Linked DNA regions of Homo sapiens: regions 2 and 3 are each linked to region 1. Evidence: chromatin contacts called from ENCODE Hi-C or POLR2A ChIA-PET data. All regions are on one chromosome and are shown on one strand. The core of a region is the stretch at or near the end of the contact, and the rest is flanking DNA. Distances in the headings are between cores, read along the strand shown. Region 1 holds the start of PRPF3 (pre-mRNA processing factor 3). Region 2 holds the start of BOLA1 (bolA family member 1). Region 3 holds the start of OTUD7B (OTU deubiquitinase 7B).

Region 1 (4,850 bases), core at 593-3,092:
ACTGCACCTGTCTCTACTAAAAATACAAAAATTAGCCAGGTGAGGTGGTGGGCACCTGTAATCCCAGCTACTTATGAGGCAGAGGCAGGAAAATCACTTGAACCCAGGAGGCGGAGGTTGCGGTGAGCCAAAATCATGTGCACTCCAGCCTGAGCGACAGAGTGAAACTGTGTCTCCAAAAAAAAAAAAAAAAAAAAAAAAGCCAGGTGCGGTGGCTCACGCCTGTAATCCCAACACTTTGGGAGGCCAAGGCGGGTGGATTATCTGACGTCAGGAGTTCGAGACCAGCCTGGCCAACATGGTGAAACCGCATCCCTATTAAAAATACAAATATTAGCTGGGCGTGGTGACCTGCACCTGTAATCCCAGCTACTCTGGAGGCTGAGACAGGAGAATCCCTTGAACATGGAAGGCGGAGGTTGCAGTGAGCCGAGATCGCACCACTGCACTCCAGCCTGGGCGACAGAGCAAGACTCCGTCCCGGGGAAAAAAAAAAAAGGTGTCTAAATGGGAGTCAATAAATTGACTGACCTCAATTTCCAAGCTCAGCTATTCCCAGCAGTGCCACTTATCAAAGATCTGGGAATCATCTTTCAAGATGTTTTAAGACATCTTTTCTCCAAAAAATCCAGTCTGATTAACTTCTACATTCTTGGTAAGTTTAGCCTCTATACTAGAGTCTATAAGACTTGATGCCAAATAGACTCACTTTTGGTATATCCAAAGGAAGCTAGTAGATTGAAGTGATGAAACTAAGACTGAAAGATTTTCTGCCTCAGTGACAAGTTACGTGAGTAATTCTATGGTGGTTCTATTACCCCACAATGAGTAGACATACAGCGTACCAATTTCTACATATTACACATGTATTGCACAAAAGCGGCATATCCAGATGCCATAGAAAGTGAAAACAAGAGTTCACACAGAAACAGTTGGGACACTGAGCCCCACCATTTACAAGCCCTTGGGCAAGTTAAGTAATTCTTTGGAGCCACAGTTTACCATCTTACAAAATGAGTACTGCCATATTTACATCCTAATTCATTCAATAAATATTTATTGAGTAACTACTAAGTGTCAAGCAATGTACTAGGTGCGGTGGATACATAAAACAGTGAGCAAAACTAACAAGAGTCCTCACCTTAACGGGTCTTATATTCCACTAGAATTGAATGATAGGCTAGAAAGTATAAGCAATTTGAAAGCCCAAAGCAATAAATGAGGTGCCACTGTTACCTCCATAAGATGACGTGCAAACTAAACAGCCAATGGATAAAAAAGTTTCAAACGGTAATTAGCCTTGTCACTAATCAAATGCTCAACAATAACTGCGAGGTGCGGGGGTAGTGGGGGTGCGGAAGGAAAGCGAGGTACAATGATCTCTCCTCTCAATGAGCAGGCAGCAGAATCCAAATCCAGTCTTCAGAAGGAATTCCTTACTCCGTGCTCTTGTTTGCTACAACCTGAGTTTCCCTCTGCAGCCCCCCACTCCCCCGCTAATCTTCATTTTTACTCTCTCCGTCACTCCAACCAGTCTCTTACTCTACCTTGTTCTACCTAAACTCCTCACCCCAGAGCTGGTCTCCCAACCCGGTCTCCTTCCCGCCCCCGCCCTTTTCCTCTCAACAATCTCATTCCAACCTCTTCTCCCACCAAACCAGGTACTCCTTTCACACTCCTTCCCGCTGAACCCTCCCGCTTCGGTCCTCCCCTTGGACTGAGTCCCCGGCCACAGTGGCGCGGACTGGAATTACCCTCTGTGGGCCCGGGGCCACTACTCACCTCACAAACTTCAGCCCCTGAGACGGAGCCCGAACGTTACACCGGAACCGGAAACCTTCTGACCGCCCTACGGCGTGCCGTCGCTACCGCCACCGCCGCCGCCACGCCGCTGTCTCCCAACACGTGACCAAGGAGGGCCGGGCCGCCAATTCGCGCAGCCGTATTTGCCACTTTCTTGGAGGCTGAACGCATGCGTCGCAGAACCGAAAAGTTTCCCTGAGCAATTTCCTTGCTTTCTATTTCCCAGGCTAAACCTATTAGCTAGATTTCTGCCAAGGTTTTTTTTTTAGCTTTTTTTTTGAGACGGAGTCTCGCTCTGTCGCCCAGGTTGGAGTGCAGTGACGCGATCTCGGCTCACTGCGAGCTCCGCCTCCCGGGTTCACGCCATTCTCCTGCCTCAGCCTCCCGAGTAGCTGGGACTACAGGCGCCCGCCACCACGCCCGGCTGATTTTTTGTATTTTTAGTAGAGCCGGGGTTTCACCGTGTTAGCCAGGATGGTCTCGATCTCCTGGCCTCGTGATCCGCCCGCCTCAGCCTTCCAAAGTGCTGGGATTACAGGCGTGAGCCACCGCGCCCGGCCGATTTCTGCCAAGTTAATGTCTTTAACTTCCTGAAGCGGAAATTGGGCTACTTGCTGTTTTCCTCATATGGAGAATAAGTGCGCAAAAGTAAACTTAGGCTAGAATGAAGAGCGAGGCTTCTGCGTTTGTGTTCAAACACAGCCTTTCTGGTAGAAAGTAAACCCTTTCTCCCTAATTTAACAGTGGTGTCAGGCCGGGCGCCGTGGCTCACGCCTGTAATCCCAGCACTTTGGGCTCAATAAATGACAAGTGAGACCTACCAGTATTGTTTTCTCCATTCTATCAATAGGTCTATATATTAACTTCTCTCCAAAATGAGGCTCTAACCTACTGACCCTTTATTTTTTATTTTTATTTTTTATTTTTTGAGACGGAGTCTCGCTCTGTCGTCAGGCTGGAGTGCATTCGGCTCACTGAAACTTCCGCCTCCCGAGTAGATGGGACTACAGGCGCGCGACCACCACGTCCAGCTAACTTTTGTATTTTTAGTAGAGACGGGGTTTCACCATGTTGGCCAGGATGGTCTCCATCTCTTGACCGCGTGATCCGCCCACCTCGGCCTCCCAAAGTGCTGGGATTACAGGGTTGAACCACCGCGCCCGGCCCCTACTGACTCTTTAAATCGATGATTCATAACAACATGTGTGTGGACAAAGATAGTTTGGAAAAAGATTGTCCAGTATTATGACACAATTTCTTATATGAGAAATGGAAAAAATTCCATTATTTTTATATTATAAACTATCCAAACTAAAGTTCCAAAATGTCTTCTTGGTGGTAGGCTGACTAGAAGATGCAGTTGTTCTTCAGGGAGGTTATTCACATTCCCCAGATAGTAGGAGATTTTTGTATCTAAAGATAACAATGTACATACCAAGCCCCACCTTCCCTGATGGGGCAGCACGACATAACAGGATAAAGCCTGGCTCTGAAGGAACAAGTTGGGGGAGTTTGAACCTACTGCTCAACTTATTCACAAATCAGTTTCCCCACCTACAGCTTCTAACACCAATGTCTCACAAAATATTCACTCAAAAAGTCTGTTGAATGGGTTAATGAGTTTCAACATTGCAGGGTTGTTGTAAATTTATTTTGTTTTGGTGCTTCTAACAGTCTGCGTTCAATTCCCTATGGAGAAATGTGTTTCTAGAAACTGGTTTTAGGCCAGGTGTGGTGGCTTACGCCTGTAATCCCAACACTTTGGGAGGTCGAGGCGGGTGGATCACTTGAGGTCAGGAGTTTGAGACCAGTCTGCCGACATGGTGAAACCCCATCCCTACTAAAAAAAATGCAAAAATTAGCTGGGTGTGGTGGTGGGCACCTGTAATCCCAGCTACTCAGGAGGCCGAGGCAGGAGAATTGCTTGAACCCGGGAGGTGGAGGTTGCAGTGAGCCAAGATCGCGCCACTGCACTGCAGCCTGGGCGACAGAGGGAGACTCCATCTCGACAAAACAAAACTGATTTTATTTCCAATTTTTAGAATTGGATACATTTAAACTGTAGCTTTCCGGTTACTAGCTGTGTTTCCTTCAGGTAATTTTTTCTGAGATTGTTTCCTCAATTATAGAATAAGAATCTCTACTTCAAAAAGGTATCGTGAGGATTAAATGTAATGTGTAAGACACAGTGTGGTACTGGCGTAAGAACAGGCAGGTAAACCAACAAAAGAGAATAGAGGGTCGGGCGCGGTGGCTTACGCCTGTAATCCCAGCACTTTGGGAGGCCGAGGTGGGCAGATCACGAGGCCAAGAGATCGAGACCATGCTAGCCAACATGGTGAAACCCCGTCTCTACTAAAAATACAAAAATCAGCTGGGCGTGGTGGCACGCGCCTGTAGTCCCAGCTACTCCGGAGGCTGAGGCAGGAGAATCACTTGAACCCGGGAGGTGGAGGTTGCAGCCAGCCGAGATTGCACCACTGCGTTCCAGCCTGGTGTCAGAACGAGACTCTGTCTCAAAAAAAAAAAAAAAAAAAAGGAAGAATAGAGAGCCCAGAATAAACACTCACATATATGGTCAGCTGTATTTTTTTTCTTTTTCTTTTTTGAGATGGAGTTTCGCTCTCATTGGCCAGGCTGGAGTACAATGGCGCGATCTCGGCTCACCGCAACCTCCGCCTCCCAGGTTCAAGCAATTCTCCTGCCTCAGCCTCTGGAGTAGCTGGGATTACAGGCAAGCGCCACCACGCCAGGCTAATTTTGTATTTTTTTTCTTCTTTGTTTTGAGACGAGTCTCGCTCTGTTGCCCAGGCTGGAGTGCAGTGGCACAGTCTCAGCTCACTGAAACCTCCGCCTCCTGGGTTCAAGCAATTCTTCTGCCTCAGCCTCCTGAGTAGCTGGGACTACAGGTGTGTGCCACCACGCCCGGCTAATTTTTTGTGGTTTTAGTAGAGACGGGGTTTCACCGTGTTAGCCACGATGGTCTAGATCTCCTGACCTCGTGATCTGCCCGCCTCGGCCTCCCAAAGCGCTGGGATTACAGGCGT
Region 2 (4,850 bases), core at 1,219-3,718, 420 kb after region 1:
TCTGGTCAACAAGAGCAAAACTCCGTCTCACAAAAAAAAAAAAAAAAAAAAAAAAAAAGATATATGTTAACCAAGTTTTTTTCTCTAATAATTTCCACATTGAGATTATTGGAAAGTTGCTTCTATAGACATTACTCGAGCTCCCCTCAGAAATATGACAATATCTGTAATGCTCAAAAAGGGCTACATTGCGGGGCATGGTGGCTTACGCCTATAATCCTAGCACCTTGGGAGGCTGAGGTGGGCGGAGTGCCTGAGCTCAGGAGTCTAAGACCAGCCTGGGCAACATGGTGAAACCCTGTCTCTATAAAATACAAAAAATTAGCTGGGTGTGGTGGCACAAGCCTCTAGTCCCAGCTACTTGGGAGGCTGAGGCAGGAGAATTGCTTGAACCTGGGAGGCGGAGGGAGGCTGCAGTGAGCTGAGATCGCGACACTGCACTCCAGCTTGGGCAACAAAGTGAGACTCCATCTCAAAAACAAAAACAAAAACAAAAACGCTACGGGTAGTGGCTCACGCCTGTAATCCCAGCATTTTGGGAGGCTGAGGCAGGAGGATCACCTGAGGTCAGGAGTTTGAGACCATCCTGGTCAACATGGTGAAACCCCATCTCTACTAAAAATACAAAAAAATAGCTGGGTGTGGTGGTGCATGCCTGTAATCCCAGCTACTGGGGAGGCTGAGGCAGAAGAATCGCTTGAACCCAGGAGGCGGAGATGGCAGTGAGCCGAGATCGTGCCATTGCACTGCAGCCTGGGCAACAAGAGCGAAACTCCATCTCAAAAAAAAAAAAGAAAAGAAAAGAAAAGAAAAAAAAGGCTATATAAAGGTTTCTTCATCATCTGTAATCATTTTCTTAGTTCTTATCCTCTTTTCACTGCTTTAGTGGTTTTTAAAAACATTTTTCTTTTAAACAAATACAAATACTACTTTTTGGAAATGAACAGGCTGTAAAAAAGCCAAACATTCCCCCCCTCAAGATGAAATTCAAATGTGTCCCTGCCTATATCCCCTGTCTTGTCCATTAACTCACTTCTCAGTCCAGCGTCTATGTCTTTGCTCAGGTTCTTCTCCCTGCCTGCAGCACCTATCCTCTCCTTTCTGGTTAATTTTGTGCTTTCCTTTAAAGATCCAACTAGATCACTTCCCTCATAAAGCCCTTCCCGACTAGTCTACAAGTATCTTTCTTCTCCCAAGAACACCTGTGGCACTGATTCAGCAGTCCATTAAGAACACAGCCTCATAGTGTAATTTCTTTTAATGTATAGGATTGTTTCCAACTCATCAGGTCTGGTGCAATTCTGTCACGATTTAACATGGAACATCCGGGCTGCCCTTCCTGAATAGTCCAGGGCAAGAGCAGTAGTGAGTGATTCTTCTCTTTTCTCGGGTTCACTTTGACCTGAAGCAAGTTGCTATCTTCGGAGAGTATGTATGGACCCCAACAGAATGGGGCCCAGGGGTCTTCATCCCTTACAAATCCTGGACTGTATCAAAGGGAAGGCCTCGGTAATTCGTGCTCACCCAGCCCATTCGGATCCTGGTCCTCCCTCTCTTGGGGTTCAGGGGGTTCCTAGAGTTTTCTTGTTCCCACCCAGGCATGGGGGGCTAGTGTCCAGCTGAGAGTTCTCTCTCCACTGGGCGGGGGTCCGTGCCTGGATGGCCAGCGCATGGACCGGACCTCCCAGCTCCTCGGCCAGCGCTGCGTGGACCAGCCGGTGTCGTTGTAGGGGGCTCAGTCCCTCGAAACGAGAGCTCACCACAGCCACGCGGAAGTGAGTCTCACTGCCAGGCGGGACCGCGTGGCCACCGCTCTCGTTGCGAAGCTCTAGCACCTCGGGGCTCAGGGCCTCCTCCAACTTCGTGCGAATGGCGGCCTCCACCGGACCGATGGCCCCGGATCCCGCGCTGCCCTGGCACAAACAAACGCGGCCAGCCATGGAGACCAGACCCAGGACCAGCCGCCCACTCAGCATGGGCTACGCCAGAGACTCAGACGCCAGGAGTGAGGGTCGGGGCGATCCGCCTGGTGAGAGCACAATGTCAACACCCGCCCCGCGATCCCCGCATCCGCCCTAACCCCACGCCCGGACGTCCACACCAGCTCCTATAGGGAGCCCGCCTTGATGCCACACGGGGAGACCCGAGACACCGCCCCTTTTCTCTACGTGACGTGGTGAATTCGACCTCCAGCTGTGGAAGTGAAGGGACAAGCGAAGATTAGAAAGGCCCGCACGCGAGGCGCGTTCGTTCCTTAGGGGATTTGCAAAGAATGGGCAAAAGTAGGGCATGTGCAACTGCGTACTTGTGGTTGGGCCGAAGCCCCTGTGTTCCCTGTGAAGCCCCGGAGACGCCCCTTCTACCTGCCGCTCAGCCTCGGCCACTGCGATTCCCGCTCAGGGCCAGGACTCTGGACGCTCCGGAGCAAAATGCAGTCCTGGCGCCCTTCCTGAGGCACGCTGGGAAATGGAGTCCTCGCTGCGCGTTGGTAGCACGGGCAGGCACCACGTGGTGCCCTGAGGGCTCATGGGAACTGTAGTCTCGGATTCTCCCCACTGGTAAGGTGGTCAGAAAGTCTGAACCCAGCAATGCAAAGAAAAAGGGAATTCACGCGCAGTTGGGATTGGGATTATTAGATCTATTTTACTGCCAATAGATCTTGTAGATCATCCAGCCCAACTCCTTTATTTTATATGCAAGAAAATGGAAGTCTGATTGAATACATAATTACTGTGCCCCAGACTAGTGCTGGGGACTGGGGAGTCAAGTCAGGCCCTGTTTTCAAGGAGACAACAGAGCACTGAAGACTAACAAGTGAGCGGACAATTGCAATACTGGGTACTAGGTGCTACGATGAGATAAACACAGGATGCTAAGGAGGCAAGTTACCCAGACTTGGCCGGGGTTGGAGAGGTGGAATGGGAGGCGGGCAGAGAATATTTCCGAGATTTAGGGAAACAGTTCAGCAGAAACAACATGAGAATCCATTTCTCAGTCCCTCATAGTGAGGTTTTGGCTTTGGTAGCTGCATGTGTAAAGGACAGGAGGAGAGAGAATTTTGAGGGAGTCTTTCCTTCTGGTGTAGTTAGGGTGTGGTTATGTGTGGTTGGAGCCTAGGGGGCAGCTGATGGTGATGAGTAGGGTACCAGGAGGAGAGGAACGGGCCAGACCACCCCAGGCCTTGTAGCCCTTGTTAGGCAATTTTGTCTTTATCCTAGAAGTAGTGGGAAGCTACTGAGGTTTTAAGCAGGGATGTAACAGGATGTAATTTTTCCAGGATGATTCTTAACTTGTAAAATTATTTAAATTTTATTTTGTATCCTTAATATATTTACATATTTCTAAATGTTTTTCCCCAACTTCTCATTTTGAAAAATGTCAAAGCCACAGAAAAGTTGAATAGTTCAAAGCAACACCCTCTACCTTTCACTTGACCCACCATTTTTTGCATTTATATTTATTTTATACTTGTACATATATACTCATATATTTAAGTACTTTACATATACTTTAAAATATATTTATATGCTTTTTTGGATGAACCATTTGAAAGTAAGTTGCAGATAGCATGACATTTCACCCCTAACTACTCCAATATGTATCTCCTAAGAACAAAGATATTCTCATACATAACCACAATAACCTTATCACACTCAAGAAATTTAAACTATGACATACACTGTTTTCCCTAGCCTTTAAAAAAAATTAAAACTTCCAGAAAATTTGCAAGATTAATACAATGAGCAACCCATTTATCCACTCTTCACCTAGGTTCACTGATAAGATTTTGCCAGACTTGGCTTTGTATCTCTTTTAATGTATGTGTGTATAATAATAATGAAATAATAATAATTATTTCTGCTGAATCACTTGAGTTAGGTGCAGAAATCTTATTTATTTATTTTTTTTTGAGATGGAGTTTTGCTCTTCTTGCCCAGGCTGGAGTGCAATGGCGTGATCTTGGCTCACTGCAACCTCTGCCTCCTGGGTTCAAGCAAGTCTCCTGCCTCAGCCTCCTGATTAGCTGGGATTACAGGCATGTGCCAACATGCCCGGCTAATTTTGTATTTTTAGTAGAGACGGGGTTTCTCCATGTTGATCAGGCTGGTCTGGAACTCCCAACCTCAGGTGATCCACCCTCCTCGGCCACCCAGGATTACAGGGATTACAGGCGTGAGCCACTGCGCCTGGCCCAAAATTCTTTTTTTTTTTTTTTTTAAACAGAGTCTCACTCTGTTGCCCAGACTGGAGTGCAGTGGCGCCATCTTGGCCCACTGCAACCTCCACCTTCTGGGTTCAAGTGATTCTCCTGCCTCAGCCTCCTGAGTAGCTGGGACTACAGGCTGGTGCCACCATACCTGGCTAAATTTTTTTGCATTTCTAGTAGAGATGGGGTTTCACCATGTTGGCCAGGCTGGTCTGGAACTCCTGACCTCAAGTGATCCTCCTGCTCTGGAACTCCTGACCTCAAGTGATCTGCCTGCCTCAGCCTCCCAAAGTGATGGGATTACAGGCGTGAGCCACTGCACCCAGCCACAAAATTCTTTTTTTTTTTTTTGAGATGGAGTTTCGCTCTTGTTGCCTAGGCTGGAGTGCAATGGTGCGATCTTGGCTCACAGCAACCTCCGCCTCCTGGGTTCAAGCGATTTGCTTGCCTCAGCCTCCCATGTAGCTGGGATTACAGGCGTGCGCCACCACTCTGGCTAATTTTGTGTTTTTAGTGGAGACGGGGTTTCTCCATGTTGGTCAGGCTGGTCTTGACTCAGGTCATCAGTCCGCCTCGGCCTCCCAAAATGCTGGGATTATAGGCGTGAGCCACTGCGCCTGGCCCCACAAAATTCTTTACACTT
Region 3 (4,850 bases), core at 1,177-3,676, 310 kb after region 1:
TTTTGTCTGGTGCTTTTACCTTTTTTCCCTTACTATTCTACCTAGCAGCAAGAAATAGTCAACTGTGTTCTGGCTGCTGCCAATGTCTACATTAAACAGCTGCCTCTGAGCATCCAACCTAGTGCCAGCCTAAATGGCTGCATATCACTAGAGAAGAAGCCTCTAGTTTCTACGCAGAGAAACTGAGACACAGGAATGGGAAGGGAGTCACTTAATGGATTAGGGACTGGTTGAGCTGGGACCAGAACCCAGGTGGCCTGGCTCCCAGCCCAGCTGACCACACTGCTACCCACACAGCCTGGGCTGACCAAAGACAAGCAGCCCATTGAGCAACTGCACAAACAACAATGAATGATGGATGGTCAGAGCAAGAAATAGGCACAAAGCAACTGTGACCCCATCACTTCCTGGCCCCTAAATTTCCAGGCAAGCCTATAAAGTGTGGTCACTTAAATGACTTTGACCAGCAACTTGGCCCAGCTTTCAAATCTGGAGACCTTCTATGGTCACTGCCAAAAGAAAAAGTCTTATATTGAGGGTAGAGTGCCTTTGAGCTCCACGCCTGGTTCTATTAAGTCTGTGGCAGTGGCGTTAAGATTAGAAAGACATATTTATATGGGTATAACCTGGTTCTGGACAGCTGTGGTGAAACAAGGCAACTTTCAGATTTTGAGGCTCCTCTTCTACAGATCTGTGCTCCCATCTCAGATTTAACTAGCAAAGGGTAGGTGTGGTCAGTGATTGTTGTCACAATCATTCCAGAATGTTTGTGTAGAGTTACTAGAATTTCAGTCTTTTCATTCTAAAGTATTTTCATCCCTCTCACCTTTCTAGAACGACACCCTTTTCAGCTCCTTTCCAACGGCTGTAGCCAACTGATTCTACCCCAGAGTCCCAAGCGTCCACCCCCGTACCCTTCCAGTTCAGTTCAGTTAGAGTTCAGTTAGAGTCAATTTAGGTGACCAAATCTCATCCTGCTCTCCTCCTTAAATTTACCACTAAACGGTAGCTAAAATTTGTGGTCCCTTATACGCTTGAAGCCCACGCCAAATGACTTTACTTGTCAACCTCTATTGTATGTCTTGGATATGCCCCCATGCAAGGCACTCTGACTTGTTTGGCCTTAGCATGTGTGGACAGCCTTGGGCCCAGCCCTAAATTTTCGATTGTAAACCCAGGTGTATCCCTAAGAGATATAGCTGTCTAGGAAGTTTCCCTGTTTCAGGTGTCAGTTTCCTATTCTGAGCTAGACAATTCTAAAATGCCTATGCCCCACGCCTCCCCTTTAGAAACTGAGGAAGAAGTGAGGGGAAAGAAAAGTTGACTAGAGTATTTGTTTTTACATAGGCATAATGGGCACAATTAGGCAATACATTATTTTGAATATGCAGACCAGGTGCTATAATGTTAGGAATCTGAATTAAAATTTCAAATGTCTTTTGTTAGAGTATAGCCGGGGTTGGCATCGTTTTGTGTTTGTCATAAAGAGGTATTTACTAAATGGCCTTTCTTTCTTGAAACAGTCCACACAGGCCTAATACTTATTCATTCATTCAACAAATATGGAAGGTCTACTATGTGACAAGGATGGCTTATTATGTTCTCATAGCCATAGCTCATTGTCACTCAGGTAGGACACATACAAGTTCTGCTACATATAATATAGTTTTATGTATTTTACTAAATTGTAAAACCTTTGATGTCTGGGATTATGTCTTGTTAATTTTTGTATCCCCCTGTATCACTGAGAGCAGTGATACACATCACAGGGATACAATACATATTTGAATTATGCCATAATGTTTTAAAAGACATAACAAACGCACTAGAAGACATAACAAACGCACTATGTAAGTTTTTTTTACTGTTAGCAGTCTAAAGCAGATGTATCAACAGGGTATCACTGTTATGCAAGTAAATAAATATTAAGTGTTTACAGAGAAGGATATGTTCACTTCAAGAGTGAAGGAACAAGAGAAATATATAATTGGGTGGAGACTGGTGTGGAAGAAGCTAATCTTCCTCCGGTCACTCCAGAATGATTGTGTAGAGTTACTAGAATGTCAGTCTTTTCATTCTGAAGTATTTTCATCTCTCTCACCTTTCTACAACTACTCCACCCCTTTCAGCTCCTTCCCAACGGCTGTAGCCAACTGATTCTACCCCAGAGTCCTAAGAGTCCACCCTGTACTCCTCCAACTCCTGTTCAAGAATGCTCCAGACCAGGAGCTTTAGGGACTCGGGTCGGGAAAACACGGGGTCACGCGCGGGGCAAGCGCCAAACTGGCCGCAGCCTGGGGAGCGGCGCTAAAGGCGGGGCTGCGACGGGGCGGAGCGGGAGGAGGCCCGGGGGCGGCCTGGGTGTCACCACCAACCCGCTCCGGCCGGAAACTGGCGCCTGTTTCCGGCCGGACAGCAGAAAGCCACCGATCCTGAACCAGCCGCCGGAGCCGGAGTGGCGACCGGGTGCGGAGTGGGCAAAAAGCCACTGGGGGAGGCCAGTCCCGATCAGTCCTTTCTGGCTCCAGCTCCAGATCCCGTGCGGAGCAACAGCTGCGGTCGCAGTCTCCACCACCGCCTCCACCTCCATCGCCGTCGGGGGAGGGGCCGGCCGGACCCCGGGGTCACTGCCGAGGAATGAAGAGAGGCGGCCGGGCCCCGCGCTCCGCCCCGGCCTAGGGCCTTGCCCCGGGAGCCCGCGAGGGTAACGGAGCCCCCCGTCCTGACACCGTCCCCCGTCTGCTCCCGCCCCTCCCGGCTTCTCAGACTCGCAAACTCTGCTCCTCAGATCGCCACTGTCCCCTTTCTCCTTTCTGAATCTGTTTCACCCGAAGCCATCTCCCCTCGGCACTCCTTTCTCGCCCTGACTGCTCCTTGCTTCGTCCCGATCTTTCCTCCTCCCTTTCACCTGCGTCCTGCGTTCCTACCCCGCGCTCTCCAGCTCCCGGCCTCCCTTCCTGAGCTGTGCTGGCCAGTTTGGACGGTCCCCCCTTGTCAGCTAGACTTTCGGGAGGGATGGTGGAGTTTTAAGGTGATTAAGATGCAGTGTATTATCCCCACAGTAGGATAAAGTTCATTTAAAATCTCAATATAATACTAAAATGAAAAGCAAATAAGCTTATTCTTCCTATTGATAGCCAAACTAAGGTGCATACAGTAATGGAGGAAAGGCGAGAAAAAGGTGTGTGTGTGTGTTTGTGTGTGTGTGTGAGAGAGGGAGAGAGACGGAGGTTGACGGATTCTAGGGCAGTCTTAAGAACTTTAGAAAAAAGAAAAGTTGCCATGAGCCGATGGAAACTTTAGAAGCTGATGATGAGTAAGCCGGGGGCTGCGTGATCTCACTCTTCTCATAATTACTAGGTTAACGGTGTGGCTCCGGTCGGGATGGAATGGGATTTGTTTACTGGGCCGGCGTATTTTTAGCTTGTCGGCTCACAAGGACCAGCGCTCAGAGTCTCTTTCTCCCCGCTCGTGGTAGTCTTTCTTGTCTAACCTAGGTGGCTTCTCTGGGCACAATAAAGATGTAAAAATTTGAAATTAGAAACTGACTGGTGGAATTTTATGGAAGAAGTTCCCCACAAACTTTTCAGGCAGCTTTTCACGAATGCAAAGCCTAGAATTAGCAGGACGTTGACTTTTATTTTCCTTATCTTTTTATACGTACTACGTAACGCTTTGCTTAGAAATTCACATGCTGCTAATTTTTCAGTCTTTGGCCTCTAGTACTGTATATTTAGGAGATTTTTGAGGAGGCTGGATCCCTTTGTCTTTCAGAATCTATTTCAAAGGTGGAAAAGGACAGAGTAGAGAAAGAGGTGGCGGTAAGACTGGCTCCAAAGAGTTGCTAACCCCTAAATATTTAAAAAAGTTTCTATGCTATGTAACTTCTGAAAACATGTAGAAAATTTTCTTCCTACTAAATGAGATTGCATTCCTGATGGGGAGAAGACTTCAGGGACGGAAGCTGGGTGGCTAGGGAGAATCAGAGGTAGTTAAATATTTGCTGTGTATAACTTACAAATACATTATGCGCAAACAATGAAGAATTAATTATACGCTTTGTCTTCATTGTTTTTCAAGTAGTTCTTTTAACGTTCAGTAACCAACCTGCTGTGCTAGTCTATTGATATTTTGAAGGCTGAACAAAACTGTAAAATAAATGAACTTGATGTTGCTCCTCTGCAGGCTGAATACCCCCGACCGTTCTAATTTCCACTATTGACCCAGCTTGCCTCAGAGCACCTCCCTGACAAAGTGGCCAGTTACTATGTACTTAGAGATTGCAAATCAATGCAAATATTAGCTCATACTAGGAATAATTAAGAAGGTAAATATGCTGAAAACATATATTCCAAAACCAAAATAGATTTTTTCGATTTTACCCTCATTTTTGATTATCACCACCTTTCTGCCAATAATTATCCGTTAACATGAATAATTTAGAATTGAACAGATATCTGCTTTGGACATTACACTTTCAAGATAGAAGGAAAGATGGAAGGAAGATAGTGCCAAACTAATTTTTTATTGTCATTGCCTTATTTGACTTATTCCTTGCTTTTAATACTGAAGACTCCCTCGGAAAAAAATGTAAAACTTTGCCAAAGCAAGAGCTGGCTATCTACTGACTTGTATAAGGCCCGGTGACTGGTAATGAATGCTAATCATTAGGTGGCCTTTAGTGGCCTTATGTTGCCAACAACTTGGAAAATTTCCCAAAGCTTTATTTGTTTAATCTTTCTTTTGAGACCCCTATTTAAAAAACGACTTAATTTGGAGACGAAAATCTAATTTTTAAAAACCACATACACCTTTCCCAGAATCTGTTGATGATCAATAATTGTTTTGAT

The links. Hi-C counts contacts between places; a loop is a spot of excess contacts on that map. ChIA-PET counts read pairs that join two places held with the same protein, here RNA polymerase II (POLR2A). Pooled maps may share reads with other maps.
Region 2: a pooled map shows a loop between it and region 1 (11-fold over the local background). The contact joins the promoter of BOLA1 here to the promoter of PRPF3 in region 1. A Hi-C loop is called at or near these places in 6 of 50 pooled maps. POLR2A ChIA-PET finds 5 or more read pairs at or near these places in 2 of 52 experiments (Caco-2 and OCI-LY7).
Region 3: a pooled map shows a loop between it and region 1 (10-fold over the local background). The contact joins the promoter of OTUD7B here to the promoter of PRPF3 in region 1. A Hi-C loop is called at or near these places in 1 of 37 single-sample maps with no recorded cell type and 8 of 50 pooled maps. POLR2A ChIA-PET finds 5 or more read pairs at or near these places in 1 of 52 experiments (activated CD4-positive, alpha-beta T cell).

Annotation. Positions count from the first base shown.
Region 1 is chr1:150,318,525-150,323,374 of GRCh38, reverse strand. PRPF3 (pre-mRNA processing factor 3) reads right to left here and starts at 1,842. Exons shown (of 16, transcript NM_004698.4): 1 at 1,783-1,842. RefSeq lists enhancers at 1,744-1,793, 1,984-2,033, 2,163-2,728.
Region 2 is chr1:149,897,186-149,902,035 of GRCh38, reverse strand. It overlaps BOLA1 (bolA family member 1), which reads right to left and starts at 2,468. Exons shown (of 2, transcript NM_016074.5): 1 at 2,364-2,468; 2 at 1,241-2,026. The coding sequence starts at 1,976. The coding sequence ends at 1,563. LOC124904412 (a long non-coding RNA gene) reads left to right here and starts at 2,488. Exons shown (of 2, transcript XR_007066597.1): 1 at 2,488-2,558. RefSeq lists an enhancer at 2,375-2,434.
Region 3 is chr1:150,008,302-150,013,151 of GRCh38, reverse strand. It overlaps OTUD7B (OTU deubiquitinase 7B), which reads left to right and starts at 2,426. Exons shown (of 12, transcript NM_020205.4): 1 at 2,426-2,704. LOC124904413 (a long non-coding RNA gene) reads right to left here and starts at 689. Exons shown (of 3, transcript XR_007066598.1): 1 at 627-689. RefSeq lists silencers at 2,265-2,314, 2,575-2,864 and enhancers at 3,385-3,434, 2,799-3,681.